2 separate regions of the Homo sapiens genome follow, and region 1 is linked to region 2. Evidence: read pairs that join two places in POLR2A ChIA-PET (ENCODE). Cell type or tissue: IMR-90. All regions are shown on one strand. Each heading gives the region's core, and the rest is flanking DNA. Links, peaks and the distances in the headings are about the cores only. Region 1 holds the start of LOC124906112 (a long non-coding RNA gene). Region 2 overlaps AOX1 (aldehyde oxidase 1).

Evidence for each region. Peaks named below come from ENCODE experiments on the same cell type or tissue, not always from the same donor. Only the 100,000 strongest peaks of a DNase experiment are listed, where the experiment ranks them.
Region 1: POLR2A ChIA-PET joins it to region 2 with 9 read pairs; 1 of 35 experiments calls an interaction of 5 or more read pairs at or near these places.

The regions. Positions count from the first base shown.
Region 1 is chr2:200,171,554-200,187,553 of GRCh38, reverse strand. It overlaps LOC124906112 (a long non-coding RNA gene), which reads left to right and starts at 12,757. Exons shown (of 3, transcript XR_007088012.1): 1 at 12,757-12,984. In IMR-90, for the core only: no CTCF peak of the experiment used is centred there; a DNase peak (open chromatin) is centred at 9,383.
Region 2 is chr2:200,617,823-200,633,822 of GRCh38, reverse strand. AOX1 (aldehyde oxidase 1) reads right to left here. Exons shown (of 35, transcript NM_001159.4): 17 at 13,004-13,173; 18 at 12,577-12,703; 19 at 9,840-9,962; 20 at 6,374-6,470. Among named protein-coding and RNA genes, the nearest start is that of AOX1, 40 kb to the right of the region's middle. In IMR-90, for the core only: no CTCF peak of the experiment used is centred there; a DNase peak (open chromatin) is centred at 8,992; H3K27ac peaks cover 1,108 bases.

The DNA of each region.
Region 1 (16,000 bases), core at 8,050-10,549, 450 kb after region 2:
TAGTTTTTTTTTAATACAAATTAATTAGGATTTTCTACATACAAGATTCTATGTGAATAGAGACATCTTTATGTCTTCCTTTCTAATGTGGATGGTTTTTTATTTCTTCTTCTGACTAAATGGTCCTGGATAGAACCTCCAGTGCAATGTTAAATAGAAGTGGCAAGAGTAACCTTCCTTGTCTTGTTCTTATGGAGAACATTTTTCATGTTTCAGACTAAATATTGGTTTTTACAGATGTCCTTTATCACATTGTGAAAGTCCTCCCTATTTCTAGGTTGTTGAGTGTTTTGATCATAAAGGGCTGTTTTTAGTCTCTTTGTGCTTATTTCACATACCTCCACAATGAGGAATCAATGTTAGGGTTTAGTTCTTGATGAAAGAAAGACCTTGTTCCCTTTAATCTCAATACTTAAGAGTATATTCCTTGACCCAACAACAGCTTTTATATTTATTGTAACTAATATACTCAATTCTAAAATATACCCATTAATCCTTATTTGTTTAACTTTTAGAAAACATTCAGGTTAAGATGAATGCACACAGATTAAAAATTTCAATGACTGCAAGGCAGCCTGCTTAGAGCAAGCTGTGTTAATAATTTTTTCCATCAAAATCTTCTGACCTGAAACAAATGTGCAACTCTATAATTTTCCCACTTTAATTAACTTTAAAAAACTAACACCAACTGAAGAAATTTTAAATGAGTTCATTAGTCCAAATATGCACATTTTTTCTCTTAACAATTGAAATAAGAAGAATTTAAAAAGAAAATTCCTAAAAAGCTTTAAAAACAACCCCAAAATCCATATACTGTGCATTTTAAGTTTTGTCTGAGTCTGTACTTATTAAATAAGCAAAAAATATAAATCTAATATACTTCACCCTATCCTCTTTTGTCTTGTAGTTCAGCATCTCTTTTCTAGTTTACTTGGGTTTTCTTGTTTTTCTCTTGGCCCAAGTAAGTATTTCATAGATATAATTTGTCTCCAAACCCTTAATCCAAAATGACAGCAAATATACCCTCTGCAATTGAGGAAATAAACATAAAATAAGTAGTACATACCTTATTGCAGTCTTTTTTAACTTTGTGGGTCATAAACTATTTTTAAAAACTGATGCTCACTGTGGGTCCTCTCCCGAGAAAAATGCACACATGCATAGATAAATAAAATTCTGTATACAATTTTAGGAAGTCCTCATATGTGCACAGAGAATATGAAAAAAATTCAATATGTGTTTGAGCCTATATGTGCATTTAATTAAGCAAGTATACTAGGAAAATTCCAAAGACATAGGAATTACAAGTATTTTTTCACATTTTGCCTGTCATTTTTGTGTCCAGTTTAGACTCTTGCATTCCAGACTATCACACTGGACATCTCTGATGTTTCAAATGCTTCAGTCATTTGCAGACAAATACTAGAAATGTTCCTGCCTCACGGTGCAGCAGACAACTGGTTAATGCTCTGTGGACTGGAAAGAAAAAGAGCAATACAGAGAAACAATATTTCATTTTGCCTAGGATCTCTTTTTTATTGAATTCCTTGCCCCTTTGTTCCCTTCTCTCCCGGCTAAGAGCTTCCCGTATTGTCTCGAGGATGGGAAAACACAAGTTGGGGGAAGGAGGAGGCTAATTTTTCAGTGAGACTCTTCAATGCCAATGACATGACAGATGGATTTGGAGGTTCACACAATCACTTTTTCTTTAATCATGCTGGCTACCACATGGTGCAGAGACACAATTGAAAATGAAGGCTCATCCAGGAGGGATGTTTTAAAGTACATTACCTATGCATAAACTATGTACAGGCAGTTTGCAGAGCATGGAGCAGCCTCGCATTCTAGGTATAGAGCCCTGCTCTGAAATGCTGCAGTGTGCATGTGTGTGTGAGTGAGCATGCACGTGCACATACACTCACACCCTCCTAGTTGAGCAATTGTCTTATAAAGATCCTCTCTGAAAGAAAACACATTTTATCTGAAGTGCCACAAAGAGAAGAAGATTCATGCCATCCATCAATCTCTAGTAACTGGCATTCAGCTCACAGATAGACTCCCCTCTTTTAATTTTTAAATCACCATATCAATCAAAGCACTGTATTGTTCTCAGTCTCATTTCAGCTGTTCTGAGTAGATCCTATCTCCTTGTCTCCTACTTGCTTCTTGGAGTTTCACCTATTGTCTGTGTCTTATAGAAAGCGTTCATGGGCTTCCGAGACACATGGTTAAAAAAAAGGTATTCATTTTTCTTCAGTTAATAAATACACGAGTCTTCTTAGGAAACTGTTTGTGTTGGCTCAGTGAGGTTCAGGCTATCAATTTCCAACTTTGGGTCATTGTGACATGAGAGCGAGGCACTGGCAGTGAACCTATGGCTGAGGAAGAGAGTTCAAGTTGAAGCTGCAACAAACGAATCCTAGAGGCAATTCCTTTAGCCCTGGTGCCTGGTGTTTTCAGAGAATGCCCTGGGGAAATAAAACTTTATGGTGGCTTTGCCTTCATAAATCCTGGAGGAAATTAAAAGGAAGAATACTTAACTTTTAGTAAACCATCTTAGCCCCACTTCTGATCCCCGGCGATCCCTTTCTGTGCTGTTCATTTCAGAGTTTTCCAGGGTTGAGCTGCAGAGCTCTAGTATCAGTTTATCTTAAAGAAAAACAAGGTGGCAGAGTATAATTACTCTCTTTTGTGACATCAGACGGTAAACCCTACACTACTGGCAGAATGGAGCATTGTTTCTAATGGTAAAATGTTAGAGTCTGTAATTGTCTATCTGACAGTTATGAGGACAAAGAAGAAAAGTTAGTGGTTCTTTCCTTTTTCATCTAAAACTGTTTCATTTGAAGCAATATTTTGATCACCTTTTATGAGGTGCATTGTCCTTTTTTTCTTTTTTGAGATGGAGTCTCGCTCTGTCGCCAGGCTGGAGTGCAGTGGCACGATCTCATCTCACTGCAACCTCTGCCTTCTGGGTTCAAGTGATTCTCGTGCCTCAGCCTCCCGAGTAGCTGGGATTACAGGTATGCGCCACCATACCCATCTAATTTTTGTATTTTTAGTGGAGACGGAGTTTTACCATGTTGGCCAGGATGGTCTTGATCTCCTGACCTCATGATCCACCCGCCTCAGCCTCCCAAAGTGCTGGGATTACAGGTGTGAGTCACCCCACTCGGCCACATTGTCCTTTCTAAAAGAGAAACCAGACATCTACTCAACAGTAAAATTCTCGCCATATTTAGGAAAGCAAGAGACAGGCAGAGGAAGTGGGCAGTGCCAAGCAGAGCAGGGCTGAAATATTGGATACAGTGTTGGGAACCTCCAAGCTCTCCCACAACACCCGAAACAGTTCTCTAGCAACCCAAATCCATCAACCTGCCTCTTTGGTTGTGTCAAACTCACTCTCAAGAAGCACCATAGAGGAAGGATAATATCTATTATTTAGAAATTACATGTAGCAAAAACCCATGTGTATTATCACATCTCATTTTCTTTTAAACAATGCAGAAAAATAAGGAAAATAATTTGGCATCTATTATACTTAAAAGCTTATTTAAATTTATTTATATTAATTGAATATGTTTTGAGATTCTACCAGGACATTGTAAGCAGATGCTAAAGAGGATGCAATGGCTAAAAAAATATAATTCCTGCTTTCGGGGAACTTAAAATCTTGTATATAATTTAAATAATATTTGTAACCAAGTCATTTGCAAGTCCTTTATTTGCATATGCAAATTAAGAAGTGAAAAAATTCAAATGGCAATTTGAAGATAGGTGATTACATCTTGAAATACATCTTAGGATTCATCATGTTCAATTGTACTTTGATACAAGAACCATGACAACTTGTTAGAGAAATGTGCTGCTGTCATGCTATCTAGTCATTTTCTCTCTGTTCACTGTCCAAACTTCCAACTGTAAAAAGGTTGACTTGTAAACAAATGGTTGCAGTAAACTTTCAGACAGGCAACAATTATTCCTTCAGATCTTGTCTTATCTGGTATTCTTGTCACTTGGGTTATATAGCATGTATCCCACAGCTTGCATTACACATTTTGCTCTAGGCATAATTAATATACACACTTGACTATTAAATGAAAAAATGCTAACATGTCACATCACCATGTTCATACTGGAATGAATAGTTTCTTACATTGTGTAGCTACTGGCTAACTGCACATGGCTACAGGAAAAGACTTCCTTCCCAAGGACCTCATCATCCATTTGTCCTTAAATCTTGAGTGTACTTGTTCTAATCTTATGCTCTTAGTACCTGGCTTAAGAGAAAGGCCTTAGAAATGTTTTTAATTTTTTTCTCCCACTCTTTTTAACACTCAGCCTTGGTGCCTCTGTAATTCAACACTGGTAGTGGTCTGTCCAGATTTCTTGGTGGATAAGATCATCTAAAAGTATAAAAGTAGAAGCTAAACTTTCTTAAAGCATATGTTCAGAACTGGCACAGCATCATTTCTGCCATATTCTACAGGTAAAGCACCCAGACTCAAGGTGAGAAGACCACACAAGGGCATGAGGACTTGTGTTATGGCATCTTTGGGGTGTCGATTTTCTGGCTGGAAACCTCTGTGGCTAGTGGTGCCTTTGCCCAAGTTCTTGTCCTGCATCCAGGAAGAATGAGGTACGCAGACTAGTAAAGGGTGAAGAAGATGAAGAGGAGCTTTATTAAGTGTACGACAGCTCAGAGGAGACCTGCAGTGGGTGGCTCCTCTCTGTAGGCAGGTTGTCCCATCAAGTATCAAGCTCTCACCAGAGAGGAAGCCCTGGAGAGGGTTGTTCCTCTCTGCAGCTGGTAGTACCGACATCTCTGCAGGTCTCTGAAGCTCTTAGCAGAGAGGGTAGTTCCTCTCTGCAGCTGGTTTTCCCATTGTCTCTCTGTCCTCTCCATCCTCTGCTTGCTCTGGCTGAGCTGGGGGCTTTTATGGACCTCAGAGGGGAGGAAATTTGTGCCCATTGGTCCATGGGCAGCCATGGGAGCTGGAAAAGGCACCGCAAGTCCCCACTCTGGTCTGTGGGACTGGCAGCCCAGCCCCCAGCCTTCAGGCCCTTTTGGGCCTGAAGGTGGGACCTTACCGGTCCCAAGAAACTGTCTGCCTCCTGCTGCCGTTCATGGAACTCAGGCTTGGCCCTGACTTCTCCCAGATTGGAATGAGTGTCAACAGCAGAGAAGGAGGAGGAAGAACAGGCACTTCCGAGCCTGCAAGGGCAAGAGGGCCTTCCCTGGGCCCCCAAGAGTGCAGGGATGCCTGAGTCTGCAGCTACATTTTGGGAGGGGCTCTTTCCTGCTCAGTGGAGTGGGAGCCTGAGTGTACAACCCCTGTTTGGGCAGCTGCAGTGGCACGTGGGGAGCTCCCCAAGAGCACAGGGAGGCTTGGATCCACAGTGGTGGTTTGGGAAGCTGCAGCCCTACCCTGGAGTAGGGGGATCCCGCCTGCTCCATAGAGCAGGAGGTCTGGGTCTACAGCTGCAGTTTGGGCAGCTGCAGCAGCACCCAGGGAGCTCCTACCCCATCTTGGAAGGGGGAAGGGGCAGGGTTCTTGCTTGTCCCAGCTCCCACCAGCTCCACTGAGCGTGCAGTCCCAGCTGTGCTTCCTGGCTGCAGCTAGCATGATGGCAGTGGCAGGCTGTCTGGAGCAGCCGCTGCCATCACTGGGAGGCGTGGTTCAACGGGCTCTCCTTTGGAGATAAGCTGCTTCATAGACTTCAATTTGTGTATAGTACTGGTCTACAACTCCTTCTTCAAAACTCTTAGATATTTTTCATAATTCAGATGTTTTTAGATATTAGAGAGTTCATCTAATACATATACTGCATATGACATGCCCATCAGTTAGAAGCAGCATCCCATAACCAAGCACATTCATATTTCTGTAATAAATGTATTTAATATAAATATGTTATTTATAATTTATGAAGTAGAATAATTGCAGATTTGAATAGCCTCATATACGGTCAGATCAAGTTTTGGTGTTTTCGAGATTTTTGAGTTTTAAATTATGGGTAAAACATTATGGAGCTGTATTTTGAGTCAAAATAACCTCTTAAAGTTAAAATACATTTCTCCTATCTTGAGCCTATAGCTGGTGTCAGCTCAGGTCCTCTGGGAGGCAGACACCAAAATAATCAGAAGTGTGAGTGATTTGGGAGGAGGGAAATGACTGTGAAAGGGGAGGGAAAATAGAAGCAGGCAGGGAAGGGCTTTAGGTCATGTAGTAGGTCTGATGCCTGTGAAAGGGGATGAGGAAGCAGGGAGGGTGGAGCAGGGAGAGCCTCTGCTGCAGTGTGATGCTGAGAAAGTCCAGCCAGCCCCATCCGGAGCTCCATGCAGAGCCAGGCTGTCCTGCTGGAGGAGTACCATGTTGGGCAGAAATGGCCAGACCCGAGTACCCCTGCTGTTCTCAGTCACTGGCTGGAGTCGCCTGGGAAGAGGTGCTGCCCTGAGGCCAGGAACTCACCACACAAAGTTCTCATGAAAGGAGACCTGAGCTCATGCCTCAGTGGCTGCCTTGCCTTCAGCCCTCAGCCCACAGACTTCCTCTGGTCCTACATTTGTAGTTAACACAGTGTGTTTCAGGAATGTGTCCTCTATGTAACTGGGTGGGGTCAGGGGGGTTCGATCCTATGTCTAATCCATCAGCTGCACTAGGTTGCAAAAAAAAAAAAAGAGATATCTCTGAGAGAAGACTCAGAAAGCCTAGAAGGACTGAGGCAGGCAGGGAGACTATGCTGTGCTTGGCAAACGTGGGGAGGGTGACTGTTAGTTGGGTGAATCTTCTCCATGGTATTTAGGATCCTGTCCCGTCTCTCCCTCCCTCAGCAAACCTCTGACCCACATGTAGCTGTGGAATGGGCTACACCTGGGCACTAATTAAATGGTGGCCCCTCTGACCCTCCCAACAGAACTTAGCTCATGACATTCACCTCCATGGTCCCTTTTGTCGCTCTCCGTGAATTCAGAAGACCAGCAGCTTAAGGCTTAAATGAAGTGCATCCAGGAGCCCAGTGGGCAAACGTCCCAAACCCCCAGTTAATGACAGAACTGGGGCTGCCTCCCATCCCAGATCTTTCCATGACCCCCCTCTTCCCCTTCCCTCTCCATATTAGGAAGTTTGTTCCAGGTGAAATTTGCTTCTACCCTAGGGCTAAGGTGCTAATGGCAGAAGTGTTATTTTAGCAGTATCTGGAAAGTCCAAAGGTAACAATTAAAATCACATTTCCCTTAAATAATTATTCAAAGGCTCCTTTATAAATGTGTCAGTCTTCCTGCCAGATGAGAAGTCCTGGGGAGTCTTCCAACAGCTTCTTGGCCACTGAGCGTTCTGCAGGCTCTTAATGTATTCTGGTGAGCTCCACGTTCTCTCAATAAGTAGACTATCTTTGCAGATGTTTATGAAGTCTTCCAACATGGCCACAAAGCATGGGGGCAGGTGTTGCAAAGGGTGCAGAAGAGGTATCAAAAATTACTCTCACCAAAGCTCTGACCAGTTTTTCTAAAGTATGAGCAGATAACTATCCTCTAGGAGTGATCAGCCATGCAGAGTGGACAAACTGGCTGAAGTCTGAGTGTGCTTTTGTAAGTTTAATGTGATAATCCAGTAAAACATATAATCCAGTAAAACATAAAGTTAATCTCACACATGCAGTGGTGTACATAACAGTTCTCATACTACACAGTGATTAGGCATCAGTGAAAGCCGTTCCCATAAATGCCTATAATTAGATCTGGAATTCCTCCATGGGTGAAGGAAAATGGATAGAGAATCTAGGAAATGCTATTGCATGTTTAATATATTATGGAGTTTTTAAATTTTTTTTTTTTGAGACGGAATTTCGCTCTATTGCCCAGGCTGGAATGCAATGGTGCGATCTCGGCTCACTGCAACATCCACCTCCCGGGTTCAAGTGATTCTCCTGACTCAGCTTCCCAAGTAGCTGGGATTACAGGTGCCCGCCACAATGCCTGGCTAATTTTTGTATTTTTTTTTCTTTTAGTAGAGGCCAGGTTACACCGTGTTGGTCAGGCTGGTCTTGAGCTCCTGACCTCAGATGATCCACTCGCCTCGGCCCCGCAAAGTGCTGGGATTACAGGCATGAGCCACCCTGCCTGGCCTTGGAGTTCTTCTTAAAGAAAAATTCCCCTTGGCTAGCAGTTCTGATGTTCATTTTGTGACAGAGTTCTGAGTACATCTGAGTGTGTGATTTTTTTTCTCCTTCCAGCTGCTTCTCTAGGATTATTAAAAAAAGCAGGAAGGGGGTGACTTGCACTGTAAGGTTTCTTGGCATCTGAGGACGAAATTCTGCTATTACAATAGAAGGATTTTTACAATGGCTAAGAAAAAAAATATTTTGAATATGGAAGAACGTGCCTAAAGTGAGTATTCTTTTTAAACAGTTGAGTTGTGTTTCTAGTTTGTATCTTTGGTTAATCCTCCAAGAATCTCTGATCAGGGCCAGCACTGATTAGGATCTTGGTCCTGGGAGCATCTTGGTTCATTTGGCTGTGCTCATGGCCCCACGGTGGGAAGACCAAGTTCTCTTTTTCTATTCTTCTGCAACTGGGGCTCAACATCCATTTAAGAGACGTTCATTGAGTACCTATCCTATGCCAAGTGCAGGCTGGGCGCTGCAGTTCAGGGTGAATCAAGCAAGGTCCCTGTTCTCAAGTATCTTCCACCTAGTGGAGGAGCAAACCATGCAAACAGATGGCTATGAGGAGGTAGTGAAGATTGCCATGGAGGTATGAATGCTGCAGAGGCTCAGGGCAGAGAGGCAAGGCCTAGGCAAAGAAGGCAAGCCTGAGATGGGTCTTAGAGACTGTGTCAGAGTTTTCAATACAGAGTAGGATGGAAGGACCTTTCAGATTGAGAGGAGCATGATCACATGGAGGCTGCTCAGGAGATGATGAGAAGCTGACCTGGGGGAAGTGGCAGCAGCCATGGGCAGCAACATGGGCAGCAACATGGGCAGCAGCTATGTTGGGAAGAGCTCAGGATACCATGCAAAGGGGTTTGGACTGCCTGCCATGGGCCACAGGCAGCAGCAGGGTGTGAGTCCCTGCCAGTGACCCGGGCTGAGTTCCCTGGATTGGTCCCAAGTACTCAGATCTTGGAATAGCCTTTTCTGTGGGAGCCTTGCAAGAATCCAGCTGCTCCTGGCTCTTCCCTCTCTTCTCTCCACCTGTTCCTCACCCAGACCTCTGTAGCCAGCTGGAAGGGGTGGGGAAATCAGTGCAAACAACCCTCGATGCCAGCACCTCATCCTCCACACTCCCAGTTCCCAGGCAAGAACCTCCAGCAGCTGCCACCGCTTCCCAGGGGAGCCCAGACAGTTGTCTTTTTTGGCATATGGTGCAGGGAGCTGGTGGAGATTTGCCATTTCTTCCCACTCAGGCTTTTCTGACTCACTGGCTTCCTAGAAAAAACTCAAGTAGACTTAGGCACTGACTTTGAGGAAGTTCGAGCTCAAAATCAGGAGAGATGCTCCAGCTTAGCAAAAGAATTCTTCTTGCCACCTGCACCCCACATGCTTGGGATTCTTTGTAGAATAGTCAAAGCCTTCCACAGTCAAAGATGAAAGCTGGACCCCACAGAAGCCTGGGGAACCATCACACAATCCAAATGAGTTTTAGTCTCACCACGCCATTTCCTTTCCTTTAATGTGAAGGAAGAATTAGAATTTTAAAAGCACGAGGCAATAAAGTCAAAAGGAAGAGAAAATTGCCAATATATGCCAGGCACTGTGCTAGTAAGTTGTACACATTATAAAAACTAATTCTCACTGCAAGCCCAGTAAGATGGATATTGTAATCTTCAGTTTATGAAAGAAGAAATTAATGCTTGGATAATGTAGATAACTTGTCCAAGTGAGGCTTAGGATTCCACAGTTGTCTACCTGGATAATCCTAGGGGAGAGAAGGAGAGGCTGGGATCATTGGAGACCAACTTCACTGGTTTTGCTTTGTGTAGGCAGTGAAAGATGGGTTGCCCCAGGAGCTTGGGGAGTACTTGTGCCCTAGCCTAGAGGAGTTTATATTCTAGTTGGCTATAAAATCTTAGGAACAAATGACTCCTGGCATTTAGTTAGGTACAAAACTGTCAAAGAGTAACCATAGAAACTTAGAACTAGAGGATTTGTCTTACAAATTATCTTAACCAATTCCTATTTTACCAATGGGGAAACTGAGGCCAAACGAATGGAAGCACTTGCCAAGGTTAGCTCATTTGCAGAAGGGTGGGTCAAGAGCCTCAGTTTTTAATTACCAGCTGAGTGAAAGCTTCACTTCCTCTCAACAGATAATCTCCTCATTGTACCATGCAGTTTTTGTGTGATCTTTCTGCTTCCTTCATGAAAGCTTCCTTCATGGCAGACCCAAGCCTGGCTGAGGTGCCTTGTGGAAGGGATGTGTGCGTCTTGGGTGCCCTGGCAAGGTCAGGGGAGGGGGAGAAACAGGAGCAAGGAATAATAGCTGTATTTTTTTCATGAACTTTAGTTCCAGCTATGAAAACTACAAAAAGTAAATGCCCTCCAAAAACAGTAATAACTCTCATTTGACAAGTATTTAAAACTACCAAAATAATTTTGATGTCCAATGAGGGTCAATTAAGAGGATTTTTGACTATATTTGTAAAACTTGTAAGACCTAATCACTCAATTGGGGCATTAGAAGGGAATTGTGGGATATACACTGAAACCATTCTGTATGTCATTGAATTTGATATTCACATAAGTTATTTATAATCGTGGAGTAGGTGAAGTTGTTTTCCTTGATGCCAATTGTCTCATGTTGTTTTCCTCTACCTCTGGGGAAATTTCTCAGAACAAGATATAAAACTCACTCATTCTGAAGTGTAAATAGCTAACGATGCTTAAAGTAATATTTCTCCTAGGAGTATTTTCATTGTAACATTTTAAGTCAGATAAGTGAAGCTTTGTTGGAGAAACAGCAGGCTTTACTTCAAGGTAGAAGAGAAACTCCTAAGGGTAAACAGAACATTCTTAGGCCTCTGAAATCACACTAAGTTCTTTAGTTTTTCAGCTAGAGGAGTCCTTTCTCCTTTTAAAAATAATAGCTATGGAAGCAACCAAGATGTCCCTTCAGTAAGTAACTGGATAAATAAACTGTGGTACACCCAGACAATGAAATATTATTCAGCACTAAAAAGAGATGAGCTATCAAACTATGAAAAAATATGGAGGAAATTTAAATGCAGATTACTAAGTCAAAGAAGCCAATCTGAAAAGGCAACCTACTGTATGATTCCAACTATATGACATTCCGGAAAAGGCAAAACTATAGATCAATAAAAAGATAAGTGGTCACCAAGAATTATGCGTGGGGGAGCTGTGTGGAGGAGCACAGAAAATATTTAGGCCAGAGAAACTACTCTGAATGATGCTGCAATGGATAGATACATGTCAGTATATATCGATCCAGGCCCATAGAACATACAAGGCCAAGAGCCAAACCTAATGCAAACTATAGACTTTGAGTGATTGATATAGTTTGGATACCTGTCCCCTCCAACTCTCTTATTGAAATGTAATCCCCACTGTTGGAGGTGGGGCCTGGTGTGACGTGACTGGATCATGTGGGTGGATTTCTCATGAATGGCTCAGCACTGTGTCTGTAATTGGTGGGTTCTTGGTCTCACTGACTTCAAGAATGAAGCCGTGGACCCTTGTGGTGAGTGTTACAGTTCTTAAAACGCGGCATCTCCGGAGTTTGTTTTTTCTGATGTTCAGATGTGTTCACAGTTTCTTCCTTCTGGTGGGTTTGTGGTCTTGCTGGCTCTTGAGTGAAGCTGCAGACCTTTGCAGTGAGTGTTACAGCTCTTAAAGTGGCACGTCTCGAGTTGTTCCTTCCTCCCAACAGGTTCCTCGTCTACACTGGCTTCAGGAGTGAAGCTGTAAACCTTCATGGTGAGTGTTACAGCTCATAAAACAGTGTGGCCCCAAAGAGTAAGCAGCTGCAAGATTTATTGCAAAAACCAAAAGAACAAACCTTCCACAGTATGGACTGGGACTGCTGGCTGGGGCAGCCTGCTTTTATTCCCTTATCTGGCCCCACCCACATCCTGCTGATTGGTCCATTTTACAGAGAGCCGATTGGTCTGTTTTACAGAGAGCTGATTGGTCCATTTTGACAGGGTGCTGATTGGTGCGTTTACAATCCCTGAGCTAGACACAAAAGTTCTCCATGTCCCCACTAGACTAGCTAGATACAGAGTGCCGATTGGTGCATCCACAAACCCTGAGCTAGACACAGGGTGCTGATTGGTGTGTTTACAATCCCTTAGCTAGACATAAAGACACTCCAAGTCCCCACCAGACTCAGGAGCCCAGCTGGCTTCACCCAGTGGATCCCGCACCAGGGTCACAGGTGGAGCTGCCTGCCAGCCCTGCGCCGTGCGCCCGGCACTCCTCAGCCCTTGGGCGGTGGATGCGACTGGGCGCCCTGGAGCAGGGGGTGGCGCTTCTTGGGGAGGCTCGCCGTGCGCAGGAGCCCACAGCGGGTTGGCGGGGGAGTCTCAGGCATGGCGGGCTGCAGGTCCGAGCCCTGCCCTGCCGGGAGGCAGCTAAGGCTCGGCGAGAATTCGAGCACAGCAGTTGGCCCAGGTGCTAAGCCCCTCACTGCCCGGGCTTGCCGGCCGGCCGGCTGCTCCGAGTGCGGGCCCGCCGAGCCCACGCCCACCCGGAACTGGCGCTGGCCCGCAAGCGCGGCGCGCAGCCCCGGTTCCCGCCCGCGCCTCTCCCTCCACACGTCCCGGGAAGCTGAGGGAGCCGCCTCCGGCCTTGGCCAGCCCAGAAAGGGGCTCCCACAGTGCAGCCGGGGGCTGAAGGACTCTTCGAGCGCGGCCAGAGTGGGCGCCGAGACCGAGGAGGCGCCAAGAGCGAGCCAGGGCTGCGACCACAGCCAGCACGCTGTCACCTCTCAGCACCATCCCCCATCATACTGTCCTCACCATAGTAAGTGAATTCTCCTGAGGTCTTTCTTTGAAAGTGTGTAGCTCCTCCCCCTCACTGTCTTGCTCCTGCTTTCACCATGTGATATGCAAGCTCCTGCTTTGCTTTCTGCTATGATTGTAAGCTTTCAGATCTTCCTGTACAGCTTGCAGAACTGTGAGCCAATGAAAACTCTTTTATTTATAAATGACACAATCTCAGATATTTCTTTATAGCCATGCAAGAACGGCCCAATACAGTGATGATGTGTCAATGTAGGCTTATCAATTGAAACAAATGTGCCACTCTGGTGGGGGATGTGGATAATGAGGGAGCCTATGCATGTGTGGGGGAAGAGGGGACATGGGACATCTTTGTACTTTCCTCTCTATTCTGCTGTGAACCTAAAACTGCTCTAAGAAATTGTTTTTTAAAAATAGCTATCAATTAGTTAATATAAGTCACATGTCTAGAATTTACCTAATTCTATGAGTGAATAATAATAGTGGATTCAACACATTGAACGTTTACTAAGCGCCAGCCATTTAAATAAGTAATTTGCATCTGAAACTAATTTCATCTTTCAGCTCCTCTCCTGGGTAGGTATTATTATTACCGTATCAGTTTTATGGATAAAGGAGTCAAGTGTATAAAGGCCAAGTAAGTTGCCAAGAAAGATTTTAGTGTGCCCACTTCACAGCTGGGAAAACTGAGCCTAAAGAGAAATAAAAGCTCTTAACTACTCTTTGTTTCCTTTCCCTGTATTCTCTAACTCTAGTTAACACAGAAAACTGTATTTGCTTCTGTTTTTTGCTTTGAGATTCTGCTTTTTATGTGATGTTTAGTAACAGGCTAAGTTATTACATCTGAAGTGAATAGAAATAAGTCCAATTTGGCTCATGTTCCAAAACAAAATGGATAAGGGCAGATTCTATGCGGGTCATTTATGGACATATGCGGCTATATTGTTTTCTGAATGGACATGGAAACCATGATGATTATGATCTTTTGAAAAATTCATGATTGAAACAGATCCAAGTTAATTATGAGATGTGCCTTATGAGGTTGTGTGTAGGAATCATCAAGGAAAAGAAAGAACAGAAGGTCACAGAATTCGTATCCGTGCAAGCATATGGATCAGTGTCTAAACGCACACACACACACACACACACAGACATTTCCACACATCTGGCTTGATTCACAAAGAATCAGGAAATTCAGTTGAAACACAAACCATTTTTATTTGTGTACTGTCTGGAGAAATATCATGGAATGTTATGGAAACAAAACCGCAAGCAGGGCCATAGGGCCGCTCAATTAAGATCAAATAAGTAGCAGTGCCCAACCCCTGTGTAGGTAATTAAGACCCAGGGTCCGAATCCTCTGCCATCCCCATGTCTTCCCTTTTCATTTAGGACGAGTAACTGGGATAGGAAGATGACAGAGATTCAGACTGCGCTCTTATTATGACAGAGACAATAACTTTTTGTACAATGTCCAAAAAGAAATGGAAAAGATTTTTTTTTATTGTGGTTATGGGCTAGACCCTTGACTTTTTATTTCGATGAATCACACATGTGGTTTTCTCTATGGGTACAGAGTGTTTAGAACACTCTGGAAAATCAGTTTTAACAAGACTTCAGTGTGGCTACATTATCCTGCACATAGTAGGCACTCAATAATATTTATGGATCACTTATTTGACAAAATAATTCTTCAACAAATATATATTGAGTTTTTAACAGATGCCAGGGACTTTACTAGGCTCATGGGACACAACAACAACAAAGAGAGCACTCTTTTCTCTGATGAAGACTATGTTCTACTAAACAGGACATAAACAAATATGTAAAATATGTAATGTGTCAAATGGTGATTAACTGCTCTGGTAGGCTGAATAATGGGCCCCAAAGATGTCCACTTCCTAATCCCTGAACCTATAAATATGTTCCCTTATTTGCCACAAGAGACTTTACGGATGTAACTAAGTTAAGAATTTTGAGGTGGAGAGTTTACCTGGATTATCCAGGTGGGCCCAACATAATCTAAAGGGTCCTTATAAGAAGGAGAGGTGATGATGGAAGCAGAAGTAAGAGTGATGTAAGCCCACCAGCCAAGGGATGCAGGAAGCCAATGGAAGCTGGGAAAGGCTGGAATCAAATTCTCCCCTATGGCGCCCAGAAGGGATGCAGCCCTGTTTACACCTTGATTTTAGCCTAGTGAAACGGATTTCAGATTTCAAACTTACAGAACTGTAAGGAAATAAATTTGTGTTGTTGGAAGCCACTAAGTTTGTGATAATTTGTTACAGCAGCAACAGGAGACTAATACAAATGCTCTGGGGAAAATAAAGGAAAGGGAGTAGACGGTGTTGAGGTGGAAGAGGCTGAGGGCTGAGAGTGGTTGCAACTTAAAATAAAATGAGTAGGGAAGGTGTGCCAGATTGTAATGTCTAAAGATGGCAACATGATATCACCCATCCCACATGCTTTCCTCACAGTGTGACTTTGAAACTTCTCCCATTAGATGGTGGGTTGGGGGAGGAGTGGGGTTCTCTGTTCCTCTCCTTCCATCTGTGTGCGTTTATGGCTCTGGTGAAAGAGATACTGTGTCACTTCTGAGGCTGGGTCATAAAAGGTGATACAGCATCTGCCTGCTGCTCTTTGAGACATACTCTTGGAACTCAGCCACCATGCAGCCAGGAAGCCCACAGAGCTATGGAGAGGCCACATATAGGTGTTCTGGTTGAGGTATCCACTGACACAATTGCTAGACTTGTGAGTGAGTCAGTTTTCAACTCCCAGCTGTGATGTCACCCTCAGCTATTCTCACTGTGCCCTTGCTGAGTTCCTAACCCACAGAATCCTTGAACATATAAGAATGATTGTTTTTTTAACAACTGAGTTTTGAGGACATTTGTTATGGCACAAAAGTAACTGGAACAGAAGGCCATATTGAGAGGGCGACATTTAAGCAAAACCCTAAAGGTAGTAAGGGAGCCATCACAATGTCTAGTGAAAGATTATTCAAGGTAGGAGAA
Region 2 (16,000 bases), core at 7,529-10,028:
GATTCAAATAAGATCTAAAGTCTCATTACATAATATCTAAAATGTCTAGGATACAATCAAATATCATTCATACCAGGAACCAAGAAAATCCCAACTTCAATGAGAAAAGACAATCAACAGATGCCAACACTGAGATGACACAGATGTTAGAATTATCTGACAAGGATTTTAAAGCAGCTGTAATAAAAATGCTTTAATAAGCAATTACACAAACACTTGAAACAAATGAAAAAATAGAAACCTCAGCAAAGAAATAGAAAGTATAAAAAGAAAAAAGAAATAGAAATTTTAGAATTAAGAAATACAGCAAAAATTTAAAAAGTTCAAGGGATGGGCTCAGCAACAGAATAGGGAGAACAGAGGAAATGATTAATGTACAAGAATATAGAACAATAGAAATTGGCCAATCTGAAAAGCAGAAAAAAATAGACTGGAAAAAAAATGAACAGCACCTCAGGAACCCATTGGCTATAACAAAAGATCTAATATTTGTGCCATTGAAGTCAAGCCATTATTTGAAAAATAATGGCTAAAAATGTCCCCAAATTCACAAACGACACTAATCTACAGATTCAAGAAGCTGAGTGATCCCAAATAGAATAAATTCAAAGAAATACACTCCAAGATACCTCATAGTCAAACTTCAGAAAACTAAGGACAAAAGCACCATGTTGAAAGCTATGAGAAAGAAACACTACTTCATCTATAGGAGAAAAGTACTTTCGTGGTGAAACCCTGTCTCTACTAAAAATACAAAAATTAGCTAGGCATGGTGGTGGATGCCTGTAATCCCAGCTACTCAGGAGGCTGAGACAGGAGAGTAGCTTGAACCTGGGAGTCAGAGGTTGCAGTGAGCTGATATCACACCACTGCACTCCAGCCTGGGCGACAGAGTGAGATTCCATCTGAAAAAAAAAAAAGAAAGAAAGAAAGAAAAAAAAAAGCACTTTTAAAGACAGTAGATTTCTCTTCAGGAACCATGGAGGCCAGAAGAAGTGGTAAAATTTTTCTAGTGTGAAAATACCTGTCAACTCAGAGTTCTATAGCCAGCAAAAATATCTTTCAACAATGAAAGGGAAATGAGGACATTTTCAGATGAAGGAAAACTAAGAGTTTGTTTTAAACGGATTTACCCTGAAATAATGGCTGAGGGAAGTTTTTAAAACAGACAGAAAATGATTTTTTTTTTAAATGAAGAAATCTTAAAATATCAGGAAGGAAGAAAGAACAACAGAAATAATAAAAATACCAGTATATACAATAGACTTTCTTTCTCCTCTTGGGTTTCCTAAATTGTGTTTGAAGCAAAATTATAACATTGCTTCATGTGATTATCAATGTATGTAGAATAAATAAATAGAATTATCAATTATATTATAAAAAGGGAGAGGGATGTAAAGGGAGGTAAAGCTTCTACACTTGACTTGAACTTGTAAAATGTTGAAACCAGACTGTGATATTTTATATATGTAAATATTTTATATGTATATAAATTTTATTTTATATATGTATGTGTATATGTATGTGTGTAAACTATCTAGAGCTACCACTAAAAAAAATCTGTACAAGGAGGTATACTAAAAAATACTATAGATTAATCAAAATGAAATTCTAAGCAAATATTCAGGCAACCCACAGGAAGGTGGGGAAAAGAATAAAAAGCAGAGGGAACAAACAGAATACAATTATTACTGACGATCATGTTAATGGAAGGCAGAACTTTTAAAAATTAAAAATTTACTCAGCAATAGTGATTTGCAAATTGAGGATTCCCTCAATTTGCATAAAAAATGAGATGTTTTAAATTGCAATCTGGACTTCCTATCTTATCGAAAATCTGAGTTTAAAAAAAGAGCACAGAAAAATGAATAGATTCTGCTTCACTTATAATATATAAACATTAAAATTTCACAAGCTCAGATCTTAACTTCAATTTAAGCTCTTATCAAATAGTCTAAAGACCCATGTCATTGTCACTAGGCTTACATTCAAGCTTGCAGTATTATTGATTCTGCCTATCCACTCAGAATTTATTTTGTTAAGTAGTCACTTTATTTAAAATATTCAGAGCTAAAAAAATTAGACAGAGCTGTTCCTGTTTAAATCTGTAAAGAAGGGAAAGTTTTAGAAACCTGTTATATTGCACTGCCTACCCTGACAGCCCCCACCCGTAGTGCCCCCTCTTCACCTTAGGGTATTGCTGTCAACTCTCTAGGTTGGAAACCAATTTGATCAACTAATCCCTGAGATAAAATGTTATCCCAGTATGGGTTTAGGAGTGATTCCTCCAGGCATATTTACATTTTAATAAGAGGCCCTTAAAGTCCCAAATCTGCTAAGATGTGAATGTGTCTATCTGTACCATGCCCAGCAGGATAGGTTGTGGGGAAAATCATCTCAGTTTCAGGGCTCCCTGGGTCTCTTGCAAATCCTTTTATACAGATTGTTCTCTGTGCTCTCCAGTATAAAGCACATCCCAGCTAACAGAATTTTAATGAGATAAATGAGAAGCAGGATAATGTAGAGGAAAGAATACTAACTTTGGAGTTGGGAAAACTCTTAGATTTCATCCTGGTCAATCAGGTAGCCTCTCTAGCCTCAGCTGGCTCATTTGAAAATGGTAATCTTTAGCATCCTCTGGTGCTGTGACACCGGGATTAGATAGAGTTGAAATATATCTTCGCAGCAGATAAGTGCAAACAATAATAGTTCTCCCTCCAAGAACGCATTCTAAGACCTGATGTAATGCTCCACATATTTTATCTTTTAAATATTTTTTTTCTTGGAACACCTATCTTCTTTCTTTTTTTCCTTCAACTTTTAAGTTCTGGGGTACATGTGCAGGATGTGCAGGTTTGCTTCATAGGTAAACGTGTGCCATGGTGGTTTACTGCACAGATGAACCCATCACTTAGGTATTAAACCTAGCATGCATTAGCTATTCTTCCTGATGCTCTCCCTCCCCTTACCCCCACTCCTACAGGCCCCAGTGTGGGACACTTATTTTCTTAGAAGACAGATAAAGTGTTGCTATGATAATTAATTGCAATTACCTCGCATTGAAATATCATGAGATATTAGGAGAAACTCATAATCCAAAAGACGATAGCAGACAAAGGGAAAAGCTAGACTCAAACTTGTGAGTCAAGAGGATGAAAATTGGTTTTCTTTTGCCTTCCCTTGTCTTTCCCTTCCCTTGTCTTTCCTTTTCTTTTCTTCCCCTCCTTCCTTCCTTCCTTCCTTCCTTCCTTCCTTCCTTCCTTCCTTCCTTCCTCCCTTCCTTCCATCCATCCATCTTTTTTTTTTGACAGTCTCACTGTTGCTCAGGCTGGAGTACAGTGGCCTGATCTTGTCTCACTGCAATCTCCGCCTACCGGGTTCAAGCCATTCTGGTGCCTCAGCCTTCCGAGTAGCTGGGATTACAGGTGTTTGTCACCACACCTGGCTAATTTTTGTATTTTTATTGGAGACAGGGTTTTGCCATATTGCCCAGGCTGGACTCAAACTCCTGGCCTGAAGCTATCTGCCTGCTTCAGCCTCACAAAATTCTGGGATTACAGGCAAGAGCCACCGTGCCCAGCTTCCTTTTTTTTTTTTTTTTTTTTTTTTTTTAAATAGAAGGAGTCTTGCTACATTGACCGGGCTGGTCTCAAACTCCTGGCCTCAAGCAATCTGCCTGCTTCAGCCTCACAAAGTGCTGGGATTACAGGCATGAGCCACCATGCCCGGCTTCCTTTTTCTTTTTTAATAGAAGGTATCTTGCTACGTTGACCAGGTTGGTGTCAAACTCCTGGCCTCAAATGTCCTGCCTTGGCCTCCCAAAGTGCTGGGATTATAGACGTGAGCTACTGCAGCTGGCGTTTATACTGAAAAGTAGTATAAATGTCCTTTTTAATATTCCCGTATCATTTTTATACTTATCAATGGGGTATGCAGCAATAACAAAAATTCAAGTAAGAGGCAGACTAAATCAATCACCTAATTGAATTAGATAATTAAAGAAGATGTCAAGGAAAAATACAACAATGGAATTCTTGCACAAATACTCATTATGTCAGGAAACAAACATGAAACAAGGAACCCCCCTAAATATTGATATTTCCAACATGCTCATGCCGGGAACGCTCTATGATAGAAATGTACCCTCTTTTTCTCTTCATTCCCATAAATCAAACTCACTTTTCCAGTATTTTCCACATTTTACTAGCCCTAAGAATTACCTGGAAAACTTGTTAAGACCAGTTCCTGGGCTGTTTTGGATCCTCTACAATTCTAAAAAAGGGCACAGGGATCTCTAGGTCTCATAAATATCCTCAGTGATTCCTATAAGGAGAAAATCTTGGAAACACTGGGTTTGATAAATGAACACCTGCCAACGTATCTCACTAATAGACAACATTTTCAGGAAAACAACAAAAACATCTAAATCTAATAATCATTGCTCACAGTTATTGATTTGTTACTATATGCCAAGAACACATGATTATCTCTTATAATCTTTATAATTCACATTTGAAATTGTTTTTACTTTATCCATGTAATATTAAAACAGGGAGACTGAGCCCTGAGAAGTGCCCTGCCAGGTTACACAGCTAATAAGACACAATGCCAAGGAAAACTGGTAGGTGACAGTTCCAGGTGTCTTTCCTACAGCTTTCAGGTGACATTTCCAGTCAGCCCCTGACACGCTTCAAGTTTAATGCACCTATAGAGTTGAGACATGATGGGCTTGGAACTTAAGAAGCTGGGCTGACTGGTGACATATTACACAGCTCTGGCTGTGCACTCAGGATGGGATGTGTCTTAGGACTCTTCCTATTCTTGTGATCAAGGTTGGTGAGAAAAATTAAGAAGATGGGAGTTGTGTTTTTTGTTTGTTTGTTTGTTTGTTTGTTTGAGATGGAGTCTCCTTCTGTCACCCAGGCTGGAGTGCAGTGGTGCAATCTCGGCTCACTGCAACCTCTGCCTCCAGGGTTCAAGCGATTCTTGTGCCTCAGCCTCCTCAGTAGCTGGGATTACAGGCTCCCACCACCACGCCTGGAATTTTTGTATTTTTAGTAGAGAGGGGTTTTTGCCATTTTGGCCAGGCTGGTCTTGAATTCCTGGCCTCAAGTGATCCACTCACCTCGGCCTCCCAAAGTGCTGGGATTATAGGCATGAGTCACCATGCCCAGCCCAGAAGATGGGAGTTTTTAACATGCACTAGAGGCCAATGCCCTGGAAATTCACTTAAAGACAGATAATGCCGGATGATTTCTCTGCTCTGAGATGTGGCACAGACTGCCCATACCCACCCAATAGCATGTCTGTAAATCAGAGATCTTGTGAGGCAGGCATTAGGACAGCTTTCACAGCAGCAATGACAGCAGAGTGTGGCGGGGAAAGCATGGGTTATTTAAGACTTATGATGAACCTCTTTTTCTGCTATAAAGGACATTATTGAGACAACTAGCGAAATTTGAATAAACTGTGTAGATTAATAGAATATGTGTTAATATTCTGATTTTGATAACTATGTTTATGTTAGACAACATCCTGTTTTTAGGAAACAAATGCTGACTATTTAGGGGTAAAGAGACATACATCATGTTTACAATTTACTCTCAAATGGCTCAGAAGTGTGTGTGTGTGTATGTGTGTGTGTATAATTGGGGAATCTGAGTGAAAAATATTTGGGAGTTTCTTTAATGTTTCTGCAACTTTTATGTAAGTTTTAAAATATCTCAAAGCCAAAAGTTAAGGAATTGTACTGGAAAGCTATAATTAACTATTTTCTAAGAGGCAAATTTAATTTTAATTACATACATACATACAGCAAAGAAGTCTGGAAGAAAGAGAAAGGAGAAAGGGAAGGGAAGAGGAAGGGAAGAAAAAGCAGAGAAGGAAGAAAGGAAGAGAGGGAGAATCAGAGAGAGAAAGGATGAAGAAGAAACATGGGCTTTGGAAATCCTAATAAAGCCTATCAATTCAATGGCCAACTCTGTTATTTAGTAGTTGTTGTGTGACCTTGGTCACACTCCATAATTACGCTGAGCCTCCATTTTCCAGCCTATAAGATTGAGATAATAATACCCTCTTGCAGGGTGGTTGTGAACAGGAAAGAAAATGACATCTCTAACAACTGGAGCCTTGATGAGGGAAGGGGGGTCAGGGAAGAGGGGCAGGGTCTTGCCTCCTCTTTTGCCTCCCCATTGGCTCTTGGCCTACCCCAGAGACGGAGGGAAACACATTTGTGAATGAGGTGCCTGTTCTGCCTGTTCCTGAGGAGCAACACCCCCCTAGGCTGCCCGATGATTTCCAGAAGACAAAGGAAGCCTTAAACTGACATGCTTAGAAGACTTCCAGGGTTGTTTACTCTTCCATTACTTTTTACCTTCAAGAATTTGATCAACCACTTTAAATGCTTCGTCAACATTTCCATATTCCAGTTTCCTTTCTGGCTTGAAGGAGGAGTTGTGTTGTATACTTTCCTAGAAAGAGAACAGAGGAATGAGGCAGCTTGGGCAAGAGACCCTGCCCTAGGGCAGCAGACACACCCCACTGCACATCCTCTGAGCAGGGGTTGTTTCTCCCTTCACCTTGTGGTTCCGTGCACTTTCACCATGACCCTGGTGAGCCAAGCTAAGAATCCAACTGCAGAGAGACTCCCCAGTGAGGAAATGTAAATGTGCCTACTGAGTCTGAAGAAATAATATGCACAGAAAAAAACTGGCATCTAAGTGATCCCAGAATGAAACTAGTATTTTCCAGGCAGGTTATTGTCTGCACACCACAATCCATTTCATGTAGCCAAGGCCATACAGCACAGGGCTTCAGAGCCTGGGCTCTAGACCCAGTCAGCATTGTGCACACATTTTTCCCACTTACCAGCTTTGACTGTGGGCCTATCACTTCACCTCTCTTATCATTGTCTGTAAAATGGAAGTAACAGGTGTGCATATAGCTCCAATAGGATCGTGGTTGGTGAAGATAAAATGAAATAAGACGTGAAGAGCTTATATTGCATATAGTAAACACTCAATAATTGCTAGTTGAAAAGACTCTAGTGATTGGGATCATGGTGGCTCTGCCTGCCAGCCCCATATTCCTTCTTTGTGGGGATGAGCATTTCATTTGCACAGGGCAGTAGAGCACCTGGGACCTCCAGCTCTGGAAGTAAGATTTCAGACAAGCCCTGTCTGGGAGCTGGGTGTACAAATCCATTTATACACTAGCTCCTATTGGCTCTCCCTGGGTGCCCAGTAAAAGGGTACAGTGGTGCACAAAACCAGAGATGTAGTTACAATAACATAGGTTGGTTTTTAGCTATCCCTGAGAATTTATCTTGCAGTAATCCATGTGTCCACTGGCAAATGTGGTGTGCCAGCTCCTGCTGGCATTATCTACTGTGGGTTATTGTCCATCCATGAAATTCCATTCTGTTGGTAGTTGGGGATTCTCTTATCTCTGTTTCCTTCTGGCCACCAGTAGGTGTCTAGACAACACCCCTTAGAGGGATGGGCTATTGTGATTCTGCCATTTCCCCCATTCAAAAACTGGGTTGGTTTGTTTATAGCACCGGTGGGGCCCAGGTTCTTTGACAGAGTGTTTGTTGATTGTTTTTGTTACTGACTAGCTATGTAACCTTGGGTAACCCTGCCTTTTAGTTTCCCCATCAGAATGGGGATAAAAATAGTTTTTGCCTCATAGGATTGTGGTGAGCATTTAGTAAGTTAATGTGTGAAACTGACCTAGAACCATGTTGACCACACAGTGAGCTCTGTATAGGTCCTAGCTATGCTCATGTTGTTGTTGATGATTATTATTCAGGACAGATTCCGGTAGGGAACACATTTTTTTCCATTATGGTCATCAGCCTTACCCCTTGATTCAAGAGTTTTGATCGTTGCCCCATTCAATCTACTAAAAACTCGAAAAGCATGTGCCAGATTAAATCTTTGTGATAGTGACAGAGATATATTTGTTTTTGTTCTATTTTGATTGATAACACACTTCCTATTGGAATCTGTTCATGTGCTTTTCTTATTAATCTAAGATTAAAGAGATTCCAGGTTGAAAAAAAAGCTAGGTTTTATAAATCCTATTTTTAAAAGTTTCATCTTTTTCAACTTCACTGGCTGCTTGCTCTTTGAATAACTTTGAGCCAATTTTCTGAATTTTTCTTAGTCAGGAAAGTGATAAAAGAACTGTAATGTATAGGGAGAGGGGCATATTTCCCTGCTCTAAACTTTGATTAAATTTGCTCTGATCCAGTTGATGATCTTTAGACTTTGAGAGCTTAATCTCTGAACACAATGTGAGGCAACTCTTTTCCACAAAGCCAGAGCTTGTATCTGATGCTGGGATTCTCTGGCAGACAATCACGAGTCTGCTGGTTGAAGTGGTGAGGGTGGGGGGAGTGGCATCTATTATATTTGCTTATTGGGGCTTTTATTTGGCTGGAAGGTAGGGGGAGTGGAGAGTAGATATTTAGCCCCTGATATTGGGCAAAGATTTATAAACAAAATATTGATGAAGTGTTACGTAAATAATTTCTAATAAGTAATTCTAACTCTCCAGCAAACTTCAGGGGACAGAATATATGAAGCAAGAGCAGCATGCAACATGTAAATGAAAAGGGCCTGAGAAGGGAACAGAGTGTTTGAATTTGAAACTGGCCAGGAAAATTTGGGAGGCCTAATCACACTTCGACTCCAATTAGACTTCTACGTTTTTGTCTATTTGACATGATTTTATTTTTATTTTAAAATGTAAGAAAAATTCCCAGAGACAAACTCCATGTTCCTAAGCATCAAGCAGCATGGCAAGAAGCACCCCCAACACCCAGTTCTCCTGGAGACACTGATCGTGCCCAGGTTGTTTCCTCAATTCTGCCTCAGGCCATGCCGGTCACCCAGAGAACAACATGTTCATTATGCTGTGAAGCTAATATTGTGTCCCAGAGCACATGCGGCCTGTATGGACTGAGTCTCATCTATTTACACTGCCTCCCCAGTGTTCATTCTTTCATCATCCAGGAAATTATAAGAACCAATGGAATGCACACAAGAGAACATCCTATCATTTCATGGAGATGAGTCTTATAGCCTTTATAAATTTTCAACTCCTTTCTAAAAATCAGGATAGAAAATGCAATTCTCCAGTTTAAGTTGCCAAAATACCTGTAGGCATCATACGACTTATCTCTTGAAAAATCTAAAAATCGTGTCTCTGACACTCACTTCATGGAACATCCTGTTGGTCCTCACCATGTGCCTGGGTGAAGGTGGGTAAAAAGTCATAGAGTGGATCCACTTTCCTGGACATCACTGTTTCCCATCTAGCATCCCCTCCCCTTTCCCTTTCCAAACAGGGCTCAGATTTGTTTCAGTTTCCTACACTCCCCTACATAGCCCACTTACTTCAGAGAAACCTGACCCCAACTCCTACCCCTAGAAGTAACCAACAGCTCCTCCATTCCTCTGCCAGTCATTAATTTGGAGATGGATATGTGACCTAAGTGGCTTAATTAGGCTGGATCTCAGGATTTGTGCTTAGAATGCTGGGGCAATAGGGTTCCTCTTACTCCTTGAACATGAACAAGGAAGTCCAGGTTGTCCTGGCGGCCATCTGTGTGACCACAGGAATTGAGCTTGTATTGTGGGCAGCAGAGAAGAGTGGCAAAAAGAAGCCATGTCCTTGGGGAAATTGTTAATACTGAGACTGGTTAGAGGTTAATAAAGTCCGTGTGCTTTGGAGGCCACTTTGAGCCACATTTTCCTGTTACAGTAGCCAAAAGCATTTTAACTGATATTTGTTCTGGCTCCCAACTGGCACCACCATTCCACAGAACTCATTACCTCAATTGTTAGTATCAGCGGCTCCAAGTCTTGATAGACAATCTTCACTCGCTTAGCAGCTCGCTTTGCCTGAACCTCAGAATCGGCAAGCACAGCACAGACAAGCTGACCCACACAGAACACCTACGACACAGAAAGACCTTTGTTGTCAAGGAGGGCAGGCATCAGGTCCTCTCTTTTATTCATTTTCTTCCTCCCTCCTAGTACTCGATTACAGTAGGGCTAGGGCTAGATACACACAGGTGTGACCCCTCCACATCTGTCCATGACTATAACCACAGCTGGCCTCCTGATCCGAGGCACTGGGGGAAGTTTAGATCCTTGTGCTGTATCAGAGGAGCAGGAGTGATGCTGTCTTGAGGACAGCAGGCTCAGGCTCCAGGCCAAGCCTATGAGGCTGTGTGAGGGCCAGCCTGTCCCATGGCTTGATGTTTGGCTGTCACACGACAATCAGAGCTGTTCTGAGAGAGGCAGCCTCTGCCTGCACGGACAGGGAGGACCAGGAAGTCACAGATCATCTCAACCAGAGAGAAAAAGGGGATGACCTGGGAAGGGGAGTCCCCTGTGATAACAGAACCCTGATGGTGAGCACATCTCTCCTCACAAACTGTCTTTTCATGAAAAGATGTCCTAGCCAAGACGTGACCAAGCAGACAGCATCCCCTTCCTGGGGGGGTTGACAGCTAGGATTATTCGCCTGCAGGTGGGGCAGCTAGGCTCAGGAGTTCACACAGGGACCACAGCAGAAATTTAGATGGGGAAAAGAAACCTTAAGACTTGAGAAAGGTAAAAACAGTCTGGACTGGAAGAAGTCACCATCATTGCTGAGTTCTCTCTCCTACTTTATGCTGTGATTCACAATTTCAATGTAATCACTCATTTTAAAAATTGACTTTGAACTATTATGTCTTTTCCACAATGAACATAAAGTAGTTTTATCATCGAAAAAAAGGCATTAAAAACATAAAATCTAGCATGAACACAAAAAAAGTGTGTTTGTTTGGGGTAGGGGCAGTGAAGGAGAGAAAAATGAAACAAGAATGGTAACGTGTTGATAACTGTTGAAGCTGGGTGATGGATCTATGGGGTTCATTGTATAATACTTTCCCATTTTTGTGTATGCTTACAATTTCTACAATGAAAAGACTTTTAAAAGCCATTAAGTGCCATAAATGAATGTTTTAAAAAGCATTAAACCAACAAAGGCAATCATTCACAATGGCACTCCAAAGACTCCTGATTTTGCTCCTGTGACCTGGCACATAGATGTGGCCCCTGAGATGCTTATGATCTTCATAAGCACACCTCAAAGAGCAGGTACTATCATGCAGCCAAGATCAGTTTCACTTGTTTAGTAAACATTTATGCAAAGGGCTTAAATTCTCACCGTCTCTGCCAGTGCTACACAGCCCTGCTTTGGGGGAGTTTCAACCTTGAGTTCAAACTCTCAGTCATCAAGCTTTCATTTCTACAGATAATATCTTCAAGGGAGTATCTTCCAAGGAGAGCCAGAGGAAGGGACTGTTTCAAATTATGAAGCCCTTTTGGGTAAACACTGAACTGAGCAGTCCGAATTATGCAGAAAACCTGTTGACTGCTGTTCTTGCTGTAGCCAAAGTTTTAATCATTTGTAATTTTCACAAGGCAACAATGTTATCACTATACCTCTACTCATTCACCCTGCAATGTGAGAAGCAGTGTGTGGAATACACAGATGAATCAGACATGGGTCCTCACTCAAGGAATTTATACTAGGTGGAAGAAATATATAAGACATCAAAATAAACAAGCTTAACACAAGGTAGAAAGTACATAAAGGTCACTTTGTTTTCTCCTCTAGACTTTAAGCTCCATGAGAGTAGAGATCATACATATCTTGTTCAGCTATGGTGACCAGACATCATAGATGCTCACTTTTAAAAATCCCATTTAAGCCGGGCGTGGTGGCTCATGCCTGCAATCCCAGCACTTTGGGAGGCCCAGGCGGGCAGATCACCTGAGGTAAGGAGTTCGAGACCAGCCTGGCCAACATGGCAAAAATGCTGTCTACTAAAAACACAAAAATTAGCCGAGCATGGTGATTTGTGCCTGTAATCCCAGCTACTCAGGAAGCTGAGGCAGGAGAATCGCTTGAACCCAGGAGGTGGATGTTGCAGTGAGCCAAGATCATGCCACTGCACTCCAGCCTGGGTGACAAACAGAAACTCCATTTCAAAATAAAATAAAATAAAATAAAAAATAAAAAGCGCATTTAACACATGGAAATATAAATAAATCAGAATAAATTGAGAGAGAGAGAGAGAGAGAATGAATGAACTTCTGGATTGAAGAATGAGAAAAAAGGCTTCATGGTGCAGATACCACTTGAACTTGTAGTTGAACTTTGACCACACTGAGACTGGGACAATAATAAGGGCTTCTCAGGGAAGGGATTTCCATATAAAATTTACCATTATTCCATCTTCATTTACTCATTTATACCATTAGCAGTATGCCATCTCACTATTAGAAAATGTAAAACACCAAATAATCTTTTATATAACTAGTTAATGTCTTTACTTGTACAGAAAATGAATATATTTGAATTCATTCAATATTAGAATATACTTTTATAATAAGCATTCTAAGAATACTGGAGTCTTTCATGGTGTGCCAAAGTAGATGGTATCTTTAAGAAAATATGAAGCACCGTTAACTGAGAAAGTTATTTTTCAAATAGAAAGCAAAAATGCAGTACCTTATCTGTCGCCAGAAATTTCTCAGCTTCAGTAAAAAAGCAGAAGGAGTTGACGTCACTAAGATGTTCTGCTGTCATGATGTCCACCACACCGGGCATGCTGAGAGCTTCTGACAGATCAATAGACCTAGATGATATACACAGCAGAGCTCCTTAGAGTGGCCATAGAGGCCAAGAACATGGTTAATTGGATAATAAGATATGAGAGAGGTAAGAACTGTCCAACAGTCTCTGCCAGACAATTGGGAAAAAATTCTTGGGACAACGAAGTTGTAGTAAATCCTACATTTCGATCCTGTTTCACCTCTGGTCTGCATTGGATATCACCAACAAATAGCCTATTTCTTCACACCATTACTTTTCACTAGTGTGACTTAGATGAAAAGACAATCATTTATGCCCATTGAGTAAGAATTTTACCACTTACACAATCTTAGCATGAGCTCTTGAACTAGTCACAAAAGTCAAGAAAAGTTCCTGGTCCACCAGAGGCATGTCATCACAGTAGATGGCCTCCCCCGTGGCATGCTTCACACCAGACAGATGCATGATGGGGTGGCCAATTGGGTCTTCAGGATGCTGCTTTGGGCCTATATTCTGTTTAATAAATAACCAAAATATACTTTTACATTTCTATAGAGAAAGTAGGAATTATTATTATGCACATTTCCCATAAGAAGGTAGCTATATAATTTAGACTCAAACCAGAATACTTTTGCATATGAAAAAGCACTATTGGGCTGGGCACAGTGGCTCATGCCTATAATCCCAGCACTTTGGGAGGCTAAGGTGGGCAGATCACTTGAGGTCAGGAGTTCGAGACCAGCCTGGCCAACATAGTAAAACCCCGTCTCTACTAAAAAAAAACAAAACAAAACAAAATAGCCAGGTACGGTGGCACATGCCTGTAATCCCAGCTACTCGGGAGGCTGAGGCTACAGAATCGCTGGAACCTGGGAGGCAGAGGTTGCAGCGAGCCAAGATCACAGCACTGCACCCCGGCCTGGGAGACAGAGCAAGACGCCATCAAAAAAAAAAAAAAAAAAAGTCACTATTAATAACACCAAGACAATAAACCTACTACAGTAATTCAATAAGCCAACTGGTATGTCAATCCATGATGTTGTTCTTATTTTTCACTTTTTTTGAATGTAGACCCCAAACATCTCAAATGGAAATTCCATTTGTGTAAGTAAACAAATTTAAATCTTTCTTCTTGACAATACAAAATTATGTCCTCTTGCTAATGCTTATGTATCTCTTTAAATTTTATTATCAAAATGACTTTACTGTTTCTATATAAGCACGATACATATAATATTTTACAGAAGAGTATGATGATATCGTGACTATGTTTGTAGAAAATACTGAGGGTATTACTTCAACCAGAATAGCCTTCTTTTTTTCAATTTTGAGTGAGGAAATATAAGAAATAATTGGCAAAACTCTTAACTTAGACAATCCTGATAGAGAATGAAGCCAAAGGGACCTGCAATTGGAGTAATGATCCACTAATGTTGCTCTTTCTTAGAGCCCCATGGAGCAGAATATCTTGCTGTTGGCTCTGTAAATACCTTAAATGTGTTTCATTAATCAAAGCAGACATTAATCAGCACAATGTCTGCCCTGGTGTTTCAAATATGGGAATTTATGGCTTTCCCAGTCGGGTGTGTATTGTGAAAAGAACTGAAGATATGAAGAAAGAAGGAGAGCAGGTGAAGAGACAGACATAAGGCCAGGGTGAAGGCTGTGGCTGAGGAGTGGCCTGCTAAGCCCTGGTGGGTACCCCCATCTGTAACTCACTGTGTCAACATTGCACTCGGTACTGGGACTGAGGCCAGACTCCCAGAGGCTTTCTCTGGAAGACCTGGGGGTGAGGGGCATGCAGTCATGTTGGCCAGGTTGAGGTCAGAGAAAAGCTATGGACACCTCCCCTTCCCATCCTGCAGCTCACAGGATCACCCTGAGCCCTGGATCTTCCTTTTAGATGAGCCTTACAATGCCAGGCTACACATCATATGGCAGGAGGGAAGAGAGAACAAGTCGCCAACACATACTGGTTAAAAATCTTTACTGGGAGAAAAAAGAAGAAACAGGCCTATTTCCAACATAGCATCCTTTAAGGCATCTGAGCGGGGAGAAAAGCTAAATTCTTTTGTATTTGATTACCAGAATGTGCAGTTTGAGAAAGCCTATTCAGCACATATGAACAATAAGTTAGATACTTGAATCCATCTAAAATGGTATTTCATCTCACTCTTCACTGCAGGGTTTCCTGTTTCAAAGTCTGCCCTGGTCCAGTGAAAGTGCTCCAAGGCTCTTGCTCTATGGAACTGAAGACAAGCTGTCTGGATCCCCCCGATTAACACATTTCCTTTTCATGCAGATGTTTTGCTTTCCTTTCTGAACATTTGGATTTAATTCATCTAATCCCACAAATGGAGGAGACCTCTGGTTATAATGAGAGCTTTACTTAAGACAGCTGTGAAATGTACAGTTCTCCAGTGCCCTCTGCTGCTCCAGGAACTCGAGAAGAGTGCTCCCCACTCACTACCCAACTACTTAAGGGCCTCAAAAAAACAAAAAACCTCTGGCTGGAGATAGAGATCAGAGATTCTCCAGGCAGGTGGCAGGGCTGGAATATCAGGAGAGAACGGCAGAGTGGCATGTGTTATTTCAGAACATGTTCAACATTGATTTGAAAATAAAAAAACCATATTATTTTCATAACATAAATGACAAGAAGTAAAATGTCAACCAAATTGTGGCTGACAACTATGCACAGAAAGTAGTGTAATTTCTACAATTAACTTGGTATAAGACATGTGTGTAGGATGCATTTATTCCTATTTTATATAAAATTTACTGTTTTGCTGCAAAATAAACACTGTTGATAAGCATTTATTGTTCTAATTTCATATTTCTTTTACTTAAATGTAAACTTCAGTTTTGTAGTTAGTATAATACAGTGAACAAAAAACGGAGTATTGACTAAGTTTTTGTTTTTTCATTTTCAGTTATTGTTGAGTCATCCTGACTTTATCAGCTAGAAAGCAGGAGACTATCGAGAAAAATAATTTAGACCTTGGCCCAGGGCTCCATTCAATAAAGGTAGATATTAGGCCACGAATGTAGGGGACTAGGGAAAATGAGAGAAAAGTTTACTTATTGGGGTTCAGGCATGAGCACAGATTGGAGACAGTCCCAACACTCCAGCTCTATTGACGTAGCTCACACTGCCCTGTCCCCATGGCAAAGGAATCCCCTCAGTTCTCCTCTTCCCCCTCTGCTTCGAGGAGCTGAGATAGTGATGAAAAGGAAAAACCAACAATGAGGTTCTACCAGGTGTGGTTTTTCATATGTTGCAGATGGTAGGAATTGACTTCCTCTGCAAAATATCCCCCAAAGTGCTGAGCTGTGATGC